2 separate regions of the Homo sapiens genome follow, and region 1 is linked to region 2. A link is a loop called in an ENCODE intact Hi-C map of the cell type or tissue named here. Cell type or tissue: endothelial cell of umbilical vein. All regions are shown on one strand. Links, peaks and the distances in the headings refer to the core of each region. The heading gives the core; the rest is flanking DNA. Region 1 overlaps RYR3 (ryanodine receptor 3). Region 2 overlaps FMN1 (formin 1).

Evidence for each region. Hi-C counts contacts between places; a loop is a spot of excess contacts. Peaks named below come from ENCODE experiments on the same cell type or tissue, not always from the same donor. Only the 100,000 strongest peaks of a DNase experiment are listed, where the experiment ranks them.
Region 1: a loop joins it to region 2, with 7 times the contacts of the local background. A loop is called at or near these places in 2 of 110 quality-filtered maps.

Annotation. Positions count from the first base shown.
Region 1 is chr15:33,697,738-33,703,116 of GRCh38, forward strand. RYR3 (ryanodine receptor 3) reads left to right here. Exons shown (of 104, transcript NM_001036.6): 40 at 145-259; 41 at 1,967-2,096; 42 at 3,240-3,343. Among named protein-coding and RNA genes, the nearest start is that of CHRM5, 270 kb to the right of the region's middle. In endothelial cell of umbilical vein, for the core only: a CTCF peak has its summit at 3,163 (motif pointing left); a DNase peak (open chromatin) is centred at 3,144; H3K27me3 peaks cover 312 bases.
Region 2 is chr15:33,019,667-33,025,045 of GRCh38, forward strand. The region is part of intron 6 of FMN1 (formin 1); the gene reads right to left. Among named protein-coding and RNA genes, the nearest start is that of FMN1, 170 kb to the right of the region's middle. In endothelial cell of umbilical vein, for the core only: a CTCF peak has its summit at 2,327 (motif pointing right); DNase peaks (open chromatin) are centred at 2,365 and 3,075; H3K27ac peaks cover 542 bases.

The sequences.
Region 1 (5,379 bases), core at 122-5,121, 680 kb after region 2:
CTGAACTAGTGCTTTCTTATTATCTTTTCAGCCTGTTACTTTCATATTATTTTGCCCTCTCGTGTGTTTGTGTGTTCTCATCCCTGAATTTTCATAGCATATAAATAAGCAGGTGCTGAAGACTCTCTCTGATCCTTATCCTAGAGACATAATGAACAACAAGGTGTTTTACCAGCATCCCAACCTCATGAGAGTCCTGGGCATGCACGAGACGGTGATGGAGGTGATGGTGAACGTGTTGGGTACAGAGAAATCTCAGGTAATGCTAAAAGGAGAACCTAGCCAGAACTTGTCCCTTGAGGCAGGAGCACGAGGTGACTTGTTCAGAGCCACGTGGCTGGTGTCCCTTGCCTCAGTTTCTCTTCCAGGGAGAGGAAGGGATAGGCACAGTGCCAAGAAGGAGCCAAGCGATGGGATAATGCTGCTGGACGGAATCCCATTGTGTAAGAGCTCTTGAAGCTTGGAGACTTTCTTCATTAATCCCACTGGGCTATTCAGTTGCTAAGTTTACTTCCCGTATTCGGCAGCCCTGCTCTTTCCAAGATGGAATCACTCACTTCCACTTAGGAGCCTGGTGTGTTTTGTGCTGAGTCAGGAGAAGGCTGTTCTAAAGGAGAACAAGATCTCAATAGTGATCCTGGCAGTGTTTCCCCAGAAGTGTTGATGTTTCCTCTGTCAACCGAACTCCTGAAGAAGCCAGGTTTCCTTGCCAGCTCCCTCATAAGGAGCCCGCATCAGGGGGAGCTCCTGTTGCTAAGGGGAGAGTTGTGGGGATAGGACACAACTGGACATTTATCCCAGCTGGGCTGGGGACCTCCTCACGGTTAAACTGCTTCCACAGGCAGTAGATCGGGTATGGCTTCAAATGTTGGAAATTCCAGAGTGCCAGGGTCCTAGGAAGGGATGATTTCTGGTGCAGTTTCATCAGTGCTACTGGGGAGGGGGTGGGTGTGTAGAAGGAACAGAAGCCAGGGTCACGTTCCTCATGGGCTTCCTTCTGATCTCTTGGGAAAGTGAAATCTCTCCAGAAGATCCCTGAGCACATGTCTGGATGCCTCAGCGAGCAGATAGACTACAAGTTTCTGAACCTTATTGCTTAGAGCATCCTCTGTGATATTAAAGGAGGAAATCAAGGTTGTCTTAGGATCCCGAGCAAGGTTAACACTGGCACCATTTATTGAGCACTGTAGGATCAAAACTAAGATTTGGCCCAACCTAGAGATGCTGGTTACTTTGTTAAGTAGAAAAGCCAAGTACAATCAACAGTAATGTAAGATGGCATCTTCATGCTAGACTGCATGAATCAAATTACAAGTGCTATGGAATCCCATAGAAGAGCAATTATCAATGACAAAAGTAGTCAGGGAAGACTCAGAGAGCGATGCCTTTCAGACTTGCGTAACTGTAGAGGCCAGCCTTGACCCAGGGCACTTGGGCTTTGATATACTGGTGGGCCTTATGTGTCTACGATCACCTGTGTCTGTCTGTCTGTCTGTCTGTCTCTCTCTCTCTCTCTCCCCCCCTTTCTCTCTCTCCCCCCTCCTCACTCTCTCCTCTTTCTCTCCTCACTCTTTCCTCACTTTCTCTCCTCACTTTCTCTCCTCTCTGTCTCTCCTCTCTCTCTCATCTCACTCACTCTCTCTCCTCTCTCTCTCTCTCATCTCTCTCTGTCTCTGAATTCTGTCCACTCCCTTCCTACTTGGAAACAATAGCCTGGTAGAAGGTCATGCAATTTCACATGACTTCCGAGGATGATTGGGATTCTTGTTTGACATCTATTTCTCTTGGAGGAAAGATATTTCAGGAACTATAACTCCTATGAATAAGTCTTGAGAAAAAAAATGGAAGGAGAAAGTTCATTTTTCCAAGTGTTCACACTTTACCCACTTAAGACTCTGAGGTCAGAGTTTTCAGAAAGGCCTCATGATAGATTCTTTTGTCTGACACTTTCTACTTCTCCCTACAGATTGCATTTCCAAAGATGGTTGCTAGCTGCTGCCGTTTCCTTTGCTATTTCTGTCGAATTAGCCGGCAAAATCAGAAGGCCATGTTTGAGCATCTGAGTTATCTTCTGGAGAATAGCAGTGTTGGCCTAGGTGCGTAAGTCTTCTTGTAACTTCCACATCCAAACTCGAAGGTTACACTCCCCCTTTTGACCACTTAGGAAAATACAGGGAAAGGAGCCACATGCACGCTGTGATATTTGTAAATACTAGAAGAGACTCTGCCTGATTTAAAACAATTGAAGTAACGATGCCACAAGAACGTTCTCCAACAGAAGTAGAGATGTTGCTACCAGCCAAGATTGGTGACAGTTTAGTGTTGGCATAGTCGTACAGTTTTACCTCATCTCTCTTGGGACCAGTGGCCCATGGTTTACAAAATGCCCCTGGGATTGCAGGTATAGTCTGGGGGCACAGCTCTTCCCAGCCCACTCAACTGACCAGGGAGCAGTGCTGATGAGACCAAGGTCATGGATCGGATCTCGTCTTGGCAGGCTGGCTGCAGGCTGCATACCTGTCCATCAACCTCCCAGCAAGTGCTTTCCTTAGCGGGGAGGCAGACTGGCCAAGAGCAATCGTGGATAAACAGTGTAAATCCACCACTACCACTAGAAAAGCAAGTCACTGCATATGCCTTACTCACTGTTCTGGGTATAAACGAAATGAATGTGTGTAATACACAAATACTTGCACTTGAAAACTGAAGTTTCACGGGTTTTTATTTCTCAAATGCAACCTCAGGCTACTAACCTTTTTGTAAAATGCCACCTGAAGTTTTTCTTAATTCTAGCCTGAGAACCAAACAAACAAGTCAAAAACAACATTGGTGACCTGGTGAAACTATATGAGCTAATGCTGTTTGATGCTATTTTTAAACTCTAGGTGGTAGCCCCAGAAATATACAGGTTCCACTGGGCTTAGTTGGTCGAGTGGCATCTGATATGGGGGCCTCAAGAAGTTTTGTGTTAGAAAAGCACTTGGAAATACATGGTCCCGGTTGGTAGTGTGAACCGATTTTGTATTAATTCGTATTCACGGCAATGAATGTGGGGAGGAAGGATAGCTAATAGAGCTGTTCTTAATGCAAGCGGACTGTCCCATTGGAGAACGGTCATGTAAGCCAGGTTTCAGTGTGTTTGCTGCCCTCTCCTGTCCGCTTACGTGCACTGCAGTCTCAGCTCAGCACTGAGTGTCTTCCTCTGTCCTTTTCTTGCTAATTCTCCCCTCCTCCCTCAGCCTCCCCGTCGATGAGGGGATCCACCCCGCTGGATGTGGCAGCTTCCTCTGTGATGGACAACAATGAGTTAGCGCTGAGCTTAGAGGAACCAGACCTCGAGAAGGTAACCGGCCCTTGGGGTGGCAGTGTGGTGTTCTCTTCGGCCTGTAGTGCAGCTAAGCTAAGGATAAGCAGACCACGGATGGAGTCTCTGTCACTGTATCGTCATCTTGGTGGGCTTGTAGGGAAAGTGTGAAAGAATGTGAGTAACCGGTAGCAGCACAACGATTATGACCAAGGGATCTCCTGTGAACACAGGTAGCCAACTTCAGAGACATGTGGACATTTGTGTTCTTCGTGTGTGGAAGCCCAGCCTCGTTGGTCTACATGGAACATTACCAGATGCCGGTGGTTCCTAATAAAGTTCTGCGTAATTTACAGATTTATAAATCTACCTATGGAAGGAAGAGACATGGCAGAATACTGTATAATCAGTGTCCTTTCCATGTGTAACTGAGACAAACTGAGCTGCCCTCTGCTGGGAGTGTGGATGAAGCTCCTGGTGGTGGAGCTGGTTGAGGCGGCCTCACTACGTCTTTTCCCCATCCCTTTCTTTAAATGATGTCCTTGACCGGAGGGCTGACAGGATTCACAGTGTGACCTTCTGAGTGGAGCAGAGCAACCTGGAGGGGGAGGGGGGTGGAGAGGAGGGACGTGGGCAAGTCAAAGACAAATCAAAGGTCATCATTATGTAGGGGGTTTGGGAGCACACGGAAAAGGGCACCTGAGCCTGACTAGGGGATTGGGAAGGTCACTCAGAAACAGTCATGACTTGAGGGATGAGTAGAAGCTGATCAGCCGCATTGTTGGGGAAGCATGCCAGGGATGTTTGCATGTCCGAGAGGAGAGTATGGCGTGCTGGGGAATAGGAGACTGGGTATGACTGAAGCACAGAGTACCTGGGGGATGTGGTGAGAATGCAGCAGAAGCAGTGAGGAATTGAACTTATGCTACCATTTCTATTACTAAAAGAAATTCATGCTCATACACTGTGCCAGGCTTTATTCTGAATGCTTCCCACAAATGAACTCACGTGACCCTCAGACCAAGCCCTTTCATTGTTGCCTGCCAGTTACGGGCAAGGAAGTGGAGGCATAAAGAGATTGGGTGGCATCCTCAGTGTCATGCGGTTAGTCAGTGGCACAGCCAGGCATCGAGAGCGCTGGGCTGTGGAGGCAGTGCTCCTACCCATTTTATTACAGGAGGTCACCGTAGAGCCAAGAGTGGTGGAAACCACTGGAGAGTATTAGGCAAAGGGGCAACACGATACAATTCATATTTTAGAAAACACCCCAGTTTCAGTAAGAAGAACTGAACAGAAACAAGTCTTGAGGCAAGGAGGAGAGTTTTGGTAGTAATCAAAGCCCAAGACTGTGCTGGCTTCAATTAATATTGATGCAGTGGGTGTGAGAAGCGTTTGAAGCCAGGGGACCGATCTATCACAGGACAAGTTGCAGCCATTAATTAGATATCAGTTCAGCCCATGTTTTCCTCCAAGGAGTGCAGGAGGTAGAGCAGATCTGAGGAGGCCGGCGATGAGTTTGGGGTCTGTCAAGTTTAAGGGGCCCCAGGGCTCCCAAATGGCATTGTCAAGTAGGGAATTGACGACCTGGCAGTATATCTCAGGAGAGCTCTCTGAGCTGCAGATAGAGCACACAGAGGGTGGTTGAAGCGCTGGGGGTACATGAGGTGACTCCAAGGGCTGGTCTGGAGCAAGAAAAGAAGCATAGCCAGGCCAGAGCCCTGAGGACCACCAGCATATTTAAGGGAGTCGCTGAGGAAAAGGCACCAACAAAAAACAGGAAGAGGAGCAGCCAAAAGGATGAGAAAACCCAGCAAATCTAGTATCTGAGAAGCTGAGAGGGAAAATTGAGAAATAAATACACATTTTTTTCTTCGTGTCGCATAGTGAACGTGGGGTGGCTCAAAGAAGACAGGGTGAGGAAAGAGAGAGAGGGGTTGTCTTGATTAAACGATTGTGGCAGCAGATGGCCTTCCTCTAGCTGAGGCAGCCACACAGAACACAGATTTACCACTCACGAAGATTCTGCTGTTTCAGGCCTTGGCAGAGAATCATTGGCCAAGCTGCAAAACCATGTC
Region 2 (5,379 bases), core at 124-5,123:
CAGTGGGCCAGCACTGCTGGGAGACCCGGCGCACCCTCCGCAGCTGCTTGCCTGAGTGCTAAGCCCCTCACTGCCCGCGGCAGGGCCGGCAGGCCACTCGGAGTGCGGGGCCCGCCAAGCCCATGCCCACTCGGACCTCTAGCTGGCCCGCAAGCACCGCGTGCAGCCCTGGTTCCCGTCCGTGCCTCTCCCTCCACACCTCCCCGCAAGCGGAGGGAGCCGGCTCCGGCCTCAGCCAGCCCAGAGAAGGGCTCCCACGGGTGCAGTGGTGGGCTGAAGGGCTCAAGTGTGGCCAGAATGGGCGCCAAGGCCGAGGAGGCACCGAGAGCGAGCGAGGGCTGCCAGCATGCTGTCACCTCTCACTATGCTTTCTAGTAAACCAGGAAATGTGTTTCCCTGAGCTCTGTGAGCAACTCCAGCAAAGTAACCAAATCTAAAGAGGCTGGGGGTTGTGAGAACCCCTACTTGAAGTTGGTCAGTCAGAAGGTCTGGAAGCTCAGACTTGTCACTGGCATCCGAAAGGGGGGCAGTCTTGCAGGACGGAGCCCTCAACTTGTGGTATCAAATACTATCGCCAGGTAAACAGTGTCACTATTGAATTGGGGAATACCCAGCTGCTAGTGTCCACTACAGAACTGACTGCTTGGGAAACCGACCCCCCCAACCCCCCCACCAGATTCGGTCACTATAAGACTATGTGGCCAGGCGCGGTGGCTCATGCCTGTAATCCCAGCATTTGGGGAGGCCGAGGTGGGTGGATGACTGGAGGTCAAGAGCTCCAGACCAGCCTGACCAACATGGTGAAACCCCGTCTCTACTAAAATACAAAAAGTAGCCGGGCGTGGTGGCAGGTGCCTGTAATCCTGGCTACTCAGGAGGCTGAAGCAGGAGAACTGCTTGAACCCAGGAGGTGGAGAGTTGAGGTCACGCCATTGCACTCCAGCCTGGGAGACAAGAGCGAAACTCCGTCTCAAAAAAAAAAAAAAAAAAGACACTATGCTTAGTTAGCCTCTTTCATGCATGTGCTCAGTGTCTCCGTGTGCCAGGCACTGAACTAAGCATTGTGTATATAAAAGAAACAGCACACATTTCCAACCTTAAAAGGCTTTCAGGATGTGCATCTTTGAAATATCTAAGAACTTTTGGCATTTATATTCCAGTATTAGCCCTTTAAGCCTGTGTTTTCTTAAAAGACTTTATTGTATTTCATTTGATCATTTTATATATGTTAATGTGAACGACTGGAACTTTAACAAATATTTAATCTGCTTTCACCTCTTTCTTTTTGGGCAATGGAGAATACTTCCTATGGCTTTAAGCCTTGGCCATATGACTTGTTTTGGCTAGTGGAATATAAGCTGACGTGATGTAAGGAGGGATTTAAATTTAATTGCATAGTTTGACTTGCCTCCGGTACTCCTGCTATTTCATGTAATTAAAACATATTCTGGGTGGCTACAACTCACTCAGCCTGGGTCCCAGAGAAAGATACATGGTGCAGACTTAAACCCTAGCCACAGTCAGCAGTCAAGAACAGCCTGAAAAAGCCCAAACCAGCTCAGCTGAACCTTAGTTGACCTTTACACCTATGCTAACAAATGCTTGTTACCGAAAGCTGCTGAATTTTAGCATGGTTTGTTACACAGCATTATTACAGCAATAGCTGATGAATACACTTGGTAAGTTTTCAGTCAAGTTAACAATTTAGAGACTCATAGCATTTTGGATGCTTCCAGCAACTGGGGTGGAGTCTCACCAACTTCTCTCTCTCTCTATGCATACACACACACACACACAGAGAAAAAGGTTTAAGGAAAGAGGATAAAATGGGAGACATGAATAGGCTTATATTGTTTAATACTCAAAAAATTAGTTCAGGACAGATATTGAGTCTTTATGTTCTGGGATGATGATATAAAAGAGGTACAAAAAGTCAGGAAATTCGTGGCTATATCTCTGACTTTTACCTGTATTGAAAAGGTATGTATTCAAGGCCTGAGACCATTTGATGGACACCTTACCATGGAGAAAACTGTCATTAAGTCCAATTCTAGCTGCCAATCCTGGGATAACCTGCCTTCTACCCTGTTCTTTTCTGTTACCCTTGTTTTATGTTCTATCATAATAGAGGTGCTAAGCAGTTTAAAATTCCATGAATATATGGTCCCTAAAACTTACAATCTCCTTTCTACCTATGTGGTTTTTAAAAATCATAGTCAACAACAGTTAAATAATGGCCACAAAACAAATCTTCTAGAAAAGGCACACACTTAACTAGAATAAAATTTCAACTACAATTGAAAGTAACCAACTCCTGTCACTAGGTGGCAGTCACAATAAAGTCATCCCTTGGTGGGAGGGATTGGTTCCAGGACCTGAGGATACTAAAATCCGTGAGTCCTTATATATAAATGGTGTAGCATTTGTGTATAACCTATGCATATCCTACTAAATCACCTCTAGATTACTTATAATAAATACCTAATACAACGTCAATGCTATGTAAATACTTATCTTTTTTATTTGTATGATGTTTTGGTATTTTTTTCCCAAATGTTTCCAATCTGAGGCTAGTTGGATTTGCAAATGCAGAATCCGAGAATACAGATGGTCAATTGTACTTCATACTGAAACTCGAAGTTTGCTATCAAGTGCCACAGCAAGACTTGAAGGATTGGGTATGGAGGGGAGGCTGGGGAGAGACAAGGATGAGCCAAACTGAAACAACCACTTTTCCTTGATTTGAAAAGTGGACTAGTATGGATATGGTAACTAGCTGAGAAATATCAGAACAAATAAGAGGAACTTCCAATCTGATGTTACTAAAAAAGTTAAAAGTGTCCCAACAGACCTCCAGTTGTTAAAGGTTCACATTTTTTAGCTCCCTCCTAAGCCTATGTAACAATGAAAATTATAACATAAAGCAAGTAAAAGACACAGACAAGTACCAAAGCAGAATTACGTATTTCAGAAATAGAAATGGGACAAACCAGTAAGTGGCACTTCAGGCCTGAAGCTCTGGCCTGCTGTGCCCCAGTTCCTCTGGCAGGCAGGGCAGGCAGGACATCCTGGAGTCAAGTTACTGCAGAGTAACAGGGACTGACAGCACTAACGTGGGGCAGGAAGCCAGGCCCAGACTTGTTGCCTAGAAAAAGGGACTGAGACACAGCTGTAGTTCCCAGATGGGAAAGGGAAGTTGGAAGAGGTTGTCAACTGCTGCCTGGGGGTCTTGGCTGGGGCACAGTGGCTCCAGCCTGTAATCCCTGTGTTTTGGGTGGCAGAGGGTGGGAGGATCTCCTGAGGCCAGAAGTTCTAGGTGGAAGTGAGCTATGATCGCACCACTGCACTCCAGCCTGGGTGACAGAGCAAGACCCTGATCCCCCTCCCCCACCCAAAAAAAAAAAAAAAAAAGAAAAAAAAGACCAAACCTCAAATCCATCTATCCCTGTCACCAGCCGACTAAATCTGCAACATTCACATACCACCTCAGGCTAGTGAACCCAATACGCTATTATAAGAGCGACTTAGTCTGGGGGTCTTACCTGGTAAGACAACTGCAAAACAAATAAGGGTAAAGGGGAAGGGGAGGGGGAAACTTAAAAAAAAAATCATCCTATAGATCACGAGCCTTCAAGCCAAACTTTCAAAACATAAGAAGAAACCTAAGCATCGAGATAGATAACACAATCAACAATTGAAACATGACATCACCCAATGCAAATTTAAATCTTAAACATATGAAAATATTTTAGTAATGTTTAGAATCCTTACCAAAATAAAGGCAAGAATAATAATCATCATAAACAATAATGATAGTAGCAACACACTAAGAGACAAGAAACAATAGTAGGTGATTGTAAAATTCTGATATATTAGAAACAAAATACTCAACAGACATTGAAATAAAAGGTGCAAAAGCTTAATAAACTCAGGTACAGTCAAGGAAGGAGTTTGTGAGTAAAAGATACTGAATAATTAATTGAAAGTGCAGCATGGTGCAAGAAAGGATAATAGGAAAGAGCAAATACTGAAGAGACCCTGGCATTGACACAGTGATAGAAAAAAATACCAAAAAATAGAGTACAAAAGGAAGCATATAAATAAAGCCAAGCAACATATGGAAACATAATACGTGATTTGAGGTTGCATTGAAATTTGTGGGGGAGGGATAGACTATTTTTTTAAAGCCACATTTAAGAAAAATATTCATACTTCAAAACCATTCACAAGAATCACTTTTAGTGATTCAGCTATATTAAAATATACCAGAATCGTGTCTGTTGAAAGATGGCAGGAGAAACTGATAAGCCACATAAATGGAGAAGACATTTGCAAAGCATATAACCAATAAAATGTTAGCATCCAGAATAAAGAAATCCTATAAATAAATAAAAAGGATAGCAACCATTAGAAAAATGAACAAAAGGACAGTAAATTTATGGAAGATAAACTCCAAATGGCTAATAAACATATAAACATACAAAAAGACACAATCTCACTTGTCCTCAGGACAGCGCAAATTAAAACTACAGGGAATACTATTTCACACCTATCAGATTTTTTTTTTTTTTTTTTTTTTTTTTTTTTTTTTTTTTTGAGATGTGGAGTCTCGCTCTGTCGCCCAGGCTGGAGTGCAGTGACGTGATCTCGGCTCACTGCAAGCTCCGCCTACTGGGTTCATGCCATTCTCCTGCCTCAGCGTCCTGAGTAGCCAGGACTACAGGCGTCCGCCACCACGCCTGGCTAATTTTTTGTATTTTTAGTAGAGACGGGGTTTCACCGTGTTAGCCAGGATGGTCTCGATTTCCTGACCTCGCAATCCGCCCACCTCGGCCTCCCAAAGTGCTGGGATTACAGGTGTGAGCCACCACGCCTGGCCCAGATTTAAAAATATTAATTAGTCTGCTAATACTAACTGCTGGTGAGAATGCATTAGAATTCCACACATTGTTGATGGGAGCATTAACTGCAACAATCACTTTAGAGAACATTTTGACAATATCTACCAAATGTAAAGGCGCACATAAGTAAAATCAGAAATTCTACTCTAATGTTCATCCTCTAGTGAAGCATTTACACATTAATACAAATATTAAAAAGAACACTATGGAACCATTGTTTCTAACAGTGAAAAATAGGAATAAACTTAAATTTCCATCACCAGCACTACAGACAAGCAATTAAGATGTACATTCACTCAGAGTGATATTATGCAGATATTAACATGAATGAAATAGAGCTATACATACGAATGCAGATAAATCTAACAAACATTATTTTGAGAGAAAAAGCTGCCAAAAAATACATAGTGGAAGCCATTTTGTAGACTCATGAAATACATAAAAACCATACTATCCACTGTTTTGAGACTTTATACAT